Linked DNA regions of Homo sapiens: regions 2 and 3 are each linked to region 1. A link is an interaction called in ENCODE POLR2A ChIA-PET data of the cell type or tissue named here. Cell type or tissue: OCI-LY7. All regions are shown on one strand.

Evidence for each region. ChIA-PET counts read pairs that join two places held together with the same protein. Peaks named below come from ENCODE experiments on the same cell type or tissue, not always from the same donor. Only the 100,000 strongest peaks of a DNase experiment are listed, where the experiment ranks them.
Region 2: POLR2A ChIA-PET joins it to region 1 with 6 read pairs; 2 of 35 experiments call an interaction of 5 or more read pairs at or near these places.
Region 3: POLR2A ChIA-PET joins it to region 1 with 5 read pairs; 5 of 35 experiments call an interaction of 5 or more read pairs at or near these places.

Annotation. Positions count from the first base shown.
Region 1 is chr13:40,692,378-40,696,377 of GRCh38, reverse strand. No RefSeq gene overlaps it. Among named protein-coding and RNA genes, the nearest start is that of FOXO1, 28 kb to the right of the region's middle. In OCI-LY7, no CTCF peak of the experiment used is centred here; DNase peaks (open chromatin) are centred at 1,737 and 3,265; H3K4me3 peaks cover 807 bases; H3K27ac peaks cover 3,158 bases.
Region 2 is chr13:40,521,046-40,525,045 of GRCh38, reverse strand. No RefSeq gene overlaps it. Among named protein-coding and RNA genes, the nearest start is that of LINC00598, 42 kb to the right of the region's middle. In OCI-LY7, no CTCF peak of the experiment used is centred here; no DNase peak of the experiment used is centred here; H3K4me3 peaks cover 103 bases; H3K27ac peaks cover 531 bases.
Region 3 is chr13:40,594,427-40,598,426 of GRCh38, reverse strand. The region is part of intron 1 of FOXO1 (forkhead box O1); the gene reads left to right. Among named protein-coding and RNA genes, the nearest start is that of FOXO1, 70 kb to the left of the region's middle. In OCI-LY7, CTCF peaks have their summits at 1,329, 3,604 and 3,899; a DNase peak (open chromatin) is centred at 1,716; H3K4me3 peaks cover 1,184 bases; H3K27ac peaks cover 3,488 bases.

The DNA of each region.
Region 1 (4,000 bases):
GAAAATTAATTAGGTCAGGCACGGTGGCTCACGCCTGTAATCCCAGCACTTTGGGAGGCCGAGGCGGGCGGATCACGAGGTCAGGAGCTCGAGACCATCCTGGCTAACATGGTGAAACCCGGTCTCTACTAAAAAAATACAAAAAATTAGCCGGGTGTGGTGGTGGGCGCCTGTAGTCCCGGCTACTCAGGAGGCTGAGGCAGGAGAATGGCGTGAACCCAGGAGGCGGAGCTTGCAGTGAGCCGAGATCGTGCCACTGCACTCCAGCCTGGGCGACAGAGCAAGACTCTGTCTCAAAAAAAAAAAAAAAAAAAAAAACACGAAAATTATTTGTGCACAACACAAGTTTGAAAGTCCTCCAATATTATAAAGATCCTGCCATATAAGTGGATGTACTTTGTTTCAAGGCAGCATAGTGTCATGAATGCAGTTGTCGACTTTTTGTCCAACAAGCTGTGTTTCTGGTCTGTTCTACTCACCTCTCACATTACTCTCACAATATCCATCCATCCACCCATCTCAGATAGAGAGAGAGAGTAAGGATGGATTTGTGTGTGTGTGTGTGTGTGTCTGTGTGTGTGAGAGAGAGAGAGAATGAGAGATCATATTGGAGAAATTCCAATTGCTTTTTTTTTTTTTTTTTTTAGATAGGGTCTCAGGCTCTTATTCTGTCACTAGGCTAGAGCGCAGTGGCATGATCATAGCTTGCTGCAACCTCAAACTCCAGGTTCAGCCTCCCAAGTAGCTGGGAATACAGGTGTATGCCACCACGCCGAACTAATTTTTTTAATTTTTAGTAGAGATGAGGTCTCACTATGTAGCCCAGGCTGGTCTTGAACTCCTGGGCTCAGGTGATCCTCCTGCCTCAGCCTCCCAAAGTGCTGGGATTACAGGCATGAGCCACTGTACCCGGCCTCTAATTGTTTTTATCGCTGCTTCTGTCTTGCATTTACTGTGGCTTCTCAAGTCTACATCACAACCTCTCAGCTCGAAGGGCCACCATCAGCTCATAATTATGTTGTTGTCTCGTAGTTTAAATTCTTGAAAAAGTCAAAATGTAATTGGCCAATCTTGTCTCCATTGGGGCAGAACCTCTCTCCTAATCCACATCCTGGGTCACTGCTCACCCTGCGGATTGGTCCCCTTGGGTGAGGTGCCCTCTCTCAACCTAATTAGCTATTGTGGGAGCATGTGTGGAGTAAAGGGTAATTGGCATGCTAGGCTGCCCCTTTGGAAGCTGTGATGGGACAGTTAAATTAAAAGTTGAGTGTGACAGAAAAATTACCAGACATATTCAATTCACAGCCCTAACTTCCACACCTTCTACCCAAGAGACTTTGTATGTCACTCAATATTGTTCAGCTTCAGGCTGGGCATGGTGGCTCACGCCGGTAATCCTAGCACTTTGGGAGGCCAAGGCGGGCAGATCACTTGAGGTCAGGAGTTCGAGACCAGCCTGGCCAAAATGGCGAGACCCCCGTCTCTACTAAAAATACAAAAATTAGCCAGACATGGTAGCACGTGCCTGTAGTCCCAGCTACAGGGGAGACTGAGGCAGGAGAATCGCCTGAACCCATGAGGTGGAGATTATGGTGAGCCGAGATTGTGTCTATGCACTTCAGCCTGGGCAACAGAGCGAGACTCTGTCTCAGAAAAAAAAAAAAAATCTTCAGTTCCCTTATCTGTAAAAAGGGTGTGCAAATCCTCATGGCAGTTTGCTGTGAGGAGAAAAGGAGTGAGCAGAACATTGAGCCTGCACATGGCAGGTGCTCAGTGAAGAAAAGCAACTACAGTTAACATTCAGACAGAAAGCTGAGTGCTTCATTTACATTTTATCATCTCAATTCTCCAAGCAAGAGTTCCACTATGTTTCTGAAATCTGAATTTCCTGTTGATCAAAAAGCTTATATATGAGGAACGAAGTAGAGTTTTGTCTTTAAATACACCATACTTACTCATTTTTATAAAATAATCTCAACTTATTTTAGGTTAAGAGGGTACATGTGCAGGTTTGTTACCTGGCTATATTGCATGATGCTGAGGTTTAAGGTATGATTTATCTCGTTACCCAGGTACTGAATATAGCGCCTAATATAGTTCATTTTTCAACCCTTGCCCCACCCCAGTAGTCTCCAGTGTCTATTGTTGCCATCTTTATGTCCATAAGCACCCAACATTTAGCTCCCATTTATAAGTGAGAACATGCAGTATTTGGTTTTCTGTTTCTGCATTAATTTGCTTAGGATACTGGTCTCTAGCTGCATCCACGTTGCTGCAAATGACATGCTTTCATTCCTTTTTTTTTTTTTGACAGAGTTTCACTCTCGTTGCCCAGGCTGGAGTGCAATGGTGCAATCTTGTCTCACTGCAACCTCCGCCTCCTGGGTTCAGGCGATTCTCCTGCCTCAGCCTCCTGAGTAGCTGGGATTACAGGCATGCTCCACCATGCCCGGCTAATTTTTGTATTTTCAGTAGCGACAGGGTTTCTCCATACTGGTCAGGCTGGTCTTGAACTCCTGACCTCAGATGATCCACCCTCCTCAGCCTCCCAAAGTGGTGAGATTACAAGTATGAGACACTGCACTCAGCCATTTCATTCCTTTTAATGGCTGTGTAGTATTCTGTGGTGTATACGTACCACGTTTTCTTTATCTGCTCCATTGTTGATGGGAACCTAGGTTGATTCTATGACTTTGCTATTGTGAATCGCACTGCGATGAACATATGAATGAATGTGTTTTTTTGGTAGAACAATTTATTTTATCTATTTATTTATTTTGAGATGAAGTTTTCACTCTTGTTGCCCAGACTGGAGTGCAATGGTGTGATCTCAGCTCACCGCAACCTCTGCCTCCCAGATTCAAGCGATTCTCCTGCCTCAGTCTCTTGAGTAGCTGAGATTACAGGCATGCGCCACCATGCCCGGCTAATTTTGTATTTTTAGTAGAGACAGGGTTTCTCCATGTTGGTCAGGCTGGTCTCGAACTCCCAAACTCAGGTGATCTGCCTGCCTTGGCCTCCCAAAGTGCTGGGATTACAGGCATGAGCCACTGTGCCCAGCCTATTTTTTTTTTTAATATATACCCAGTAGTGGGATTGCTGAGTTGAACAGTAGTTCTAAGTTCTTTGAGAAATCTGCAGACTGTTTTCTACAGTGGTTGAACTAATTTACATTCCCACCAACAGTGTATAAATGTTAGTGGGAATGTAAATTAGTTCTCTGCAGCCTCGCCAGCATCTGTTATTTTTTGACTTGTAATTGATAGCCATTCAGACTGGTGTGAGATGGTATCTCATTGTGGTTTTGATTTGCATTTTTCTGATGATTAATATGATAGGCATTTTTTCATATTTTTTTTTGGCCACTTGTATGTCTTCTTTTGAGAAGTGACTGTTCATATCTTTTGTCCACTTTTTTTTTTTTTGACACGGAGTCTTGTTTTGTTGCCCAGGCTGAAGTGCAGTGGCACAATCTCAGCTCACTGCAACCTCTGCCTCTCAGGTTCAAACAATTCTCCTGTCTCAGCCACTTAAGTAGCTGGGATTACAGGCATGCGCCACCACGTCCCACTAATGTTTGTATTTTTAGTAGAGATGGGGTTTCACCATGTTGGCCAGGCTGGTCTCGAACTCCTGACCTTGTGATTCACCCGCCTCGGCCTCCCAACGTGCTGGGATTATAGGCATGATCCACTGTGTCTGGACTTTTGTCCACTTTTTAATGGGGTTGTTTGTCTGATGCATACTTTGCAAATATTTTCTCCCATTCTATAGGTTGTCCGCATGCTCTTGATAGGTTTTTTTTTTTTGAGACGGAATTTCTCTCTTGTTTCCCAGGCTGGAGTGCAATGGCGCGATCTCGGCTCACTGCAACCTCCGCCTCCCAGGTTCAAGCGATTCTCCTGTCTCAGCTTCCTGAGTAGTTGGGATTACAGGCATGCACCATCACGTCTGGCTAATTTTGTATTTTTAGTAGAGACGGGATTTCTCCATGTTGGTC
Region 2 (4,000 bases), 170 kb after region 1:
TTTCTGCATATAGACTATGTACATATTTTGTCAGAGTTATACATAAATTTTCTTTTTTTTAGTGCTATTGTAAATTATATTGTTTTTTTCAACTTCAAATTATGATTTTTTAATTGCTGGTATAGAAAAACAATGGACTGTTCTATAGTAAGTCTGCAAACTTGCTATATTAGCTTGTTAGTCCTAAGAGATTTTTAGTGATTCTTTGGGATTTTCTGTATAGACAATTATGTCATCTGTGAACAAAGACAGTTTTATTTCCTCCTTCATATTCTACATACCTTTTCTTTCCTTTGCCTGTCTTATTGCACTAGCTAAGTCTTCTAGTACAATGCTGATTATGAGTAATGAGAAAGGACACCCTTACCTTGTTCCCAAGGTACTTAGAGGAAAGTGTCTAGTTTTTCATCATTAAATATAATAGCTGCAGGATTTTTGAGGGTTTTTTTTTATTTATCAAGTTGAGGTAGTTTCTCTCTGTTCCCAGTTTGCTGAGAGTTTTAAAAATCATAAGTGAGTGTTGGGTTTTGTCAAATGACTTTTATCCATCAATTAATAAAATCTTATGATTTTTCTTCTTTAGTCTGTTAATATGGTAAATTACATTGATTGAGTTTTGAATGTTGAACCAGCCTTGCATATCTGGAGGAAGAAGTCCCACTTGGCCATGGTTTATAATCCTTTTTATACATTGTCGAATTCAATTTACTAATGTTTTATTGAGGATTTTTGCATCTGTGTTCATGAGAGATACTGGTCTGTATCTGGTAATCTGTATTCCTTTCTGGTAATATATTTTTTTCATTAAATTTTTTTATTGACAATAATAATTATACATATTTATGGGCTACATATTGAAGTTGCAATACATATAATATATAATGATCAGATCAGGGTAATTAGCATTCCATTATCTCAAAGATCATTTCCTTGTATTGGGAACCTTCAATATCCTCCTTCTAGCTATTTTAAACTATATATTATTGTTAACTATAGTCATCCTACAGTGTTAGAGAATACTAGAACTTATTCCTCCTTAAGGTAATGTTGACTTTTTAGAATGAGTTAGGAAGTGTTCTCTCTGCTTCAGTTTTTCTGGAAGAGATTGTGGAGAATTAATATCATTTCTTCCTGACATGTTTGGTAGAATTCACCATCTGGGCCTAGTGCTTTCGTTGTAGAAGGTTATTAATTATTTATTCAATTTATCTTATAGATATAAATGTATTCAGATTATCTGTTTCTCCTTTGTGAAATATGATAGTTTGTGTCTTTAAGGAATTGGTACATTTCATCTAAGTTATCAAGTTTGTGGGCATAAAATTTTTCATAACATTCCTTTATTGTCCTTTTAATTTCCATGGCATTAATAGTGACAATTCTTACCATTTTTAAATGGACTTCTAAATTTTATCATTAGTAGTTGTAAAGAATTAACTTTCTATATATTGTAAAATGTATTGCTTTTGCTGAAAAATTAAATGATTATATATTTTCTTAAAATGTATCTAATGGGCCAGGCGCGGTGGCTCACGTCTGTAATCCCAGCACTTTTGGAGGCCAGGGCGGGCAGGTCACAAGGTCAGGAGATCTAGACCATCCTGGCCAATGGTGAAACCCCGTGTCTACTAAAAATACAAAAATTAGCTAGGCGTGGTGGCATGTGCCTGTAGTCCCAGCTACTCAGGAGGCTGAGGCAAGAGAATCCCTTGAACCCATGAGGTGGAGGTTGCAGTGAGCTGAGATCGCACCACTGCACTCCAGCCTAGTGACAAAGCGAGACTCCTTCTCAAAAAAAAAAAAAAAAAGTATCTAATGGAATCTAAATGTCATATTAATTTAATATCTACCATCATCTATTTATCTATTTATTTAAAAAGCTCATAAAAAAGGTCGTCTTTATTGGAAATATTACATCAGTTTTCTTTTATTTTACTTTAAATTGATAAATAAAATTATATCTGGTTATCGTGTACAACATGATTTGAAACGTATACATTGTGGAATGGCTCAGTTGAGCTAATTAAAATATGCATTATCTCACATACTTACCATTTTTAGTGGTGAGAACACCTAACATCATCCCATTTTCTCTCCGAACTTGTATTTCCATTTTACTCCTCCCCCAGATTTTTATCTTAATATATCTTATTTTTATGCTTAGAAACCTTAATAATTTCTTGTAACATAAAAAGCACAATTTCATGGGAAATGCATCTTGTTATGAAATAGTCTAGGTCTCCCTTTTAAATCATAATTAGTTCATATACCCATGGCTGAGTATGACTTACTGCTTGAATGATACAAGGCTCAACACCAATTATATTACTATCTTGGTTTTTGTAGATGGAAGTCCTAAAGAAATCTTGTCTGCATCCCTAAGAAGATAAGCATGGAAAGTTTCTGTTAGAGCAGTGTTACTCAAGTCTCTGAATTCCTTCTGAGTTAAACGCCAGAAATCACTTGGTGATCTTTCATCAAAATTATTTTTAGGTATCTATCATGAATAACTCTATTAGAGACTCCTTTCATTTTGTTGAAAGTAATGAGTTAGAAACTACTTGAATTGCAAAAAGATATTTTATTAGTCATCAGAGTCATTGCACTTTCTCAAAAACAACCTCAACATTCAAATAAACCTTTGCCAGTCACCCTGGAGGTTTTGCATAGACAATGCATCATTATAAGATTTGAAATGAGGGTCAAGTAAATATTTCTTTTGTAAGGTGGGAAAAGGATCTCTTATGAAAGCAGGGGTGAGAAATGGCTTGACCGTAGTGATACTCAAATTTAGGAATGAATGCAGGCAGAGCTTGAGGCTCATGAAAATTATTTCCCTTAAACTACCTAAGTGCCCAGGTACTCCTTGGAAAGATTTTGTGAACCGAGGAGCAAGCACCTTATTTTGAAGACCCATCTATGGAAAAGGCAGGAAGGCATCCTTGATAAGATGGCATTTGATAATAGACCTGAAGGAAATGCAGGTGAAACCATGTGGCTACTGGGGGAAGAGAAATCCAGGCAGAAGAAACCTCAAGGGCAAAAACACTGAGGCAGGAGTGGTCTTGGAATGTTCTGGAAACAGCGAGAAGACCAGTGTTGGTTGTAGCAGACTGAATAAGGGAAAGAGTGGTAGAATATGAGGTCAGAGAGATAAGCAGCAGCATGTTAGGTTTTGGAGTCCAAGGTAGAAATTTGGGATTATATTATGAGTGAGATGAGAAGAACGACTTTCCACTGGAGGGTTTTGAGTTTGGGGGTGACATGACCTGGCTTTAATTTTAAAAGGCTCACTCTGGCTGCTGTGTTACTTAGTACATGGAAATATTGTTGCCTTTATCATTTCTGGGTAGTTTTGCTGACATTCTTTTTCTGGGTTCACAACTGTGATGGCAGTTTTAGCTGTGCAGGATTATGAAAATGATCTGACCCCTGAGGAATTTGGGATATCAGTTTGGCCTGGGTGTGGTTCTCTTCTGCTTTGTGGGCTCAGAACTCTTGTATTCCAAAGGAAGCCATCTTCTTTCTGGCCGTCAGCCCATTGCACTTGAGCCATAAATGTTGGGGTTTGGGCACCAGATAAATGTAGTAGGGTCTCGGCTGATGACCTGCAGAAGCAGATCATGGAATTATAGAAGCTATTGTAGGTCAGTTCCCAGGAAACAGACTGAAACTCAGATTTGTGTGTGAGAAGTTTATTGGGGAGTGCTCTTTTGAACATTACCTGTAAGGAGTAAGGAAAGCAGTAGTGCGCAGAGGGGAGTACTGGACTCTGATACAGTTGCAGCAGAGGCCCTGACCATCCTAAAGAGGGATGGCCTTTTAGAATTGTCTCAAATGAAGCATGAGGCCTGGGCCTTAACACCTTCCACATCAACTAGTCAATGGTTGTGGGTGGGCCCTGGAAAAGGGATGTGCTTGGGCCAAGAGTCATTCTTGGGGAGAAACTTAACTGTGAGCCATCAGCTGCCAAGACTCCAGGCAACCTGGGAAATGAGTG
Region 3 (4,000 bases), 98 kb after region 1:
AATATATCAGAAATGGTCATGAATTCAATCAGAATTTTAGGGAAAGAAATTTATTTGTGTGAATGCCCCTTCTTTAAAGAAACAGTAACAACATCAACAGAAAAGCCCCAAAAACTGAACTAAAAACTACCATCCTGCCCATTTGTTACTGTATTTAATGCATCATACTTGACAAAGTTGCTACCCTGTGCCATATTCCACCTGAAGAGCCAGTTTCGCCGGTGTTCTGTCTGCTCACTTAACCATGAGTAGATTTCCATTTCCCTCCTCTGAACTGGGGCCTCTTTCATTCGCTTGTTCCGTTTTGCCTATCACAGTCTTGACTTGGTAGAGGATTTTATTCCCTGTCAGTCTTCAACCTCTGTTAGCCTATGATTTGAAACTGAGAAAAGTCCAAGTTGGAAATTGAAAACGAGAGCCCGATTCTCTGAGGCTGGGAAAGCCTCTGAGGACTTGGCCCGAGCACCGCCCGCCACCATAACAGGTTAACAGGAAGAATGTGGCTCTGCCTGCCGGCTCCTGGGCACATTCCTTTCTGTTTGGGGACTGAAGTACTGGACACACACATTATTAAATTACTTAATGAAGATTTTGAAGCACACCTCTAATCCCTTTGAAAAGGCCCTTTGAGCTGGAGAAGGGTGTGTGGGCAGTGAGAGAGAGGCGCCTTCACCCTGGTGAACAGGGCCCCTTAGAAGCTCCCAGGGTGCGAGTCAGCAGCGTTCCAAGGCTGACCATTACTTTCTGCCCTGAATTGGCAGAAGAGACTTAGGGGAAAGTTCTTTCTAGGGCAGGACCCTTCACCGGGGGAAGATGTAGGGTTTAGGCTCCAACCTTGACTCAGCATTGCCATTTACCATTTTGGCACAGGACCTTGTTGAAGCCATGACTAAGGGCCTCCAGGTGGTGGGCTGTCCTTTACAGGTCCTGATCACAGTTAGGGATGCAGCTCGGACTGATAAAAAAGGGCCTTGGGCTCTGTCAGAAATGTGTGTAGTTGAATTACATAGGTGATTCTGATAATAAAGATGTTTTTGTGTTCCCACTACCCTCTTATTGGGAAGATGTCTGCCTTAGAAAATAAGAGAACAGGCTCCAAGGCTGGGTGACCAGGAACTCATCTCTGGCAACAAACTCCAATAGCCTTTGTCTTTATCTGTGGTAATAATAATTATAATAGTCCTAATACATTCTGGGGTTATGGTGGTGATTGATTGAGAATGTATAAGGAAAGACTAGATATTAAAGCATTAATCACGTGTAACTGTCTGTAAACAGCGGTTTTGTAGTTTTTTGCTTTTAGTAAATAGGCTCCCCCGTGTGATCAATACTAAACTGACAGCAAAAGAGCAGTCCATTCTTATTAGACCATGCTTGGGGAGATAAGTTGCTGCTGGCTCATGAAGGACACATTCTTCTTGATGTAGGGAGGTGGAATGAGGATTTAGGCGCTGTCTTCCTCCCCTTTGGGGTAGGGTACCTTGCTGTCTTTTGACAGAATGAGGATGAGAGGAGGTGGTAGGAAGGCGGGGGAGGATCAGTGATGAGATGGCACTGGGGACAGTGGAGAGAATGGTTGTGCATATGATTTACGGTCTTTCTTTTCAGTATACTACAGTGCTTAGATGTGTATGCAGAAATCAAGAGTTATCAGTGATGTTTGAAAATTAGATGTTGCTGGCATGGAACTTCCGTTTTCATTGAGAACAGAGCGTGCTTAGTGACGTGTATATTTAGTACAGTAAGACAGTTGCAGAAGGATGGCCCTGATGGTGACAGTGATAATCCTAACCCTAGATGCTCACTGGCTGGGCACAAGTACAGGATCTCACTGGAACCTCACTAGGTATCTGTTGTCCTCCTTTTATAGTTGAGAAAGAGAAAGCTTAAGTAATTTGCCCAAGATCATGTAACTAATAACTGGCAGGGATTTGAGTCAGGATCTCCAAAGCTACATCTCTTCCTAAAGCTAGTTTTAAAATTTCATTTCTCATATATGGAGTAGCCCACAAAGGCTGTATGCAAGGTAGTCTTCAGAAAGCTTACATCTTCACCAAGGCACATGAAACTGCAGAAAGAAGCAATGTTAGGCGTTCCTGATAATAATTATCTGCCTGGATGACAGCAGTCCTGCTTTATGGTCACAGACCCCAGCTTTCTGCCAGAACATGGCTCAGGACTCCTGAAAATCATCCCATTCGGGAGCAAGTGGGTTTAATTTCCTTTTCATGAAAGGAAAGATTAGCTTTCATGCAAACACTTGGTCCATTTGGCCATTTAATAAGAAGACTGAAGTCTCATGTTCCATAACTTTATCAGCCTAAAAGTCCCTTTGTTGTATCATAAACACATAGGCTGAAACCCCTGTCCTTCCAACTCAGAGCAAATTCTGTTGTATTAAATAACCATGCCATGTACTGAATGTTTTTACACTTATTTATTGGACTTGACTCCTACCTCCTTCCCGCAAAAAAAAAAAAAAAAAAAATTAGCTGACATTTCTACAGGGCCTACGACTAACCAGAGGGAAAGAGACTCACATGTCACTGTTTGTAGCCAGCAGTCCAAATTGTGAAATAAACATACTTTGAAATGTGGTCATAAAATACCTCCTGTATTTTATGGCCCACAGAGAAATGACAAATGTTTGAGGTGATATGCTCAGAAGAGCATAGAAGTGATCAGGGTGGGTCATTTTGTTAACCGTTCAAGGATGGAGATTCTGTGTTCAAGGAATCAGAGGAAATTGTGAATTTATTTGAATTTCTGTTACTGTTCACTTGATAATTTTATAGTTGTCTTAGTGGCCCTTCTAACAGAATATGCCCCTTTATGAAATATTACCACCCCTGCCCCGTTTTACCCTGATTTGATCATTATACACTGTATACATGTATCATAGTGTTACTCAGTACTCCATAATTATGTTTAATTATCATGTGTCAGTTTAGATAAAATTGTAGCATGGACCATTGACATCAGTATCACCAGGAAATCTCAGGCCCACCCCCAGACAATACTGAACGAGGATCTGCGTTTTGACAGGATAGATAGATCCCTGATGATCCCTTGTATGTTCAAGTATGAGAAGCACTGATTTTTATGGTACTCAGTCCCCCTCCAACTTACTGGTTAGGCTTATAGAATGGAGGCTTTATTCTTTACAAAGTGTGTCAAGCTCTTTTAAAGCTAGGCTTTAGAGAACAAAAGTCCAAGTGTACCTGTTTAGCATCAGGGCTGTTTTGCATTTCTAGCAAAGTCTGACTTATTAAACCTCCTAATCGCTCCATCTCAGTTTTTTCTGTTTACGTTGTATTTCATTTGCAATGTGAAGCTATTAGGATGTTCCTTTTGTGAGGGAAAAGGAGGGATAGATTCCATCTTAGTTCTCATAAAAGTATAAAAATCAAAACCAAATAAGCATATATAAAGTCTACTGTATGCTGGTGCGGTGGCTCATACCTATAATCTCAGCACTTTGGGAGGTCAAAGTAGGAGGGTCGCTTGAGCCCAGAAGTTTGAGACTAGTCTGGGCAACATAGTGAGACCTTGTCTCTAGAAAAAATAAAAGAAATTAGCTGGCTTGGTGGCTTGCACCTGTAGTCCTAGCTACTTGGGAGGCTGAGGCAAGAGGATAGCTTGAGCCTAGGAGTTGGAAGCTGCAAGTGAGCCATGATTGTACCACTGCATTCCAGCCTGGGTGTCAGAGCAAGACCCTGTCTCTAAAACAGAATCTCCTGTAGATGGCATGGAGGAGAGAAGCCCGTGTGTATTATCCAGAACCCTCGCTCCCTGACGCCTTCTCCCCTGCCTTCATCTTGTGCTCTTTATTGGAGAAAAGTGTGAGGTGAACGCACAGAAAGGTGCTCCCCACTGTGGCAGGTTGAACGTTTGTTTTTGTTAATTAATGTCCATGCATTCTGCTCTTTCAGTAACTAGATTTAGGTAACCTGGGCCTGTTTCCCATCACTTCCTGGCCTTGTGACTGGGCAAATAACTT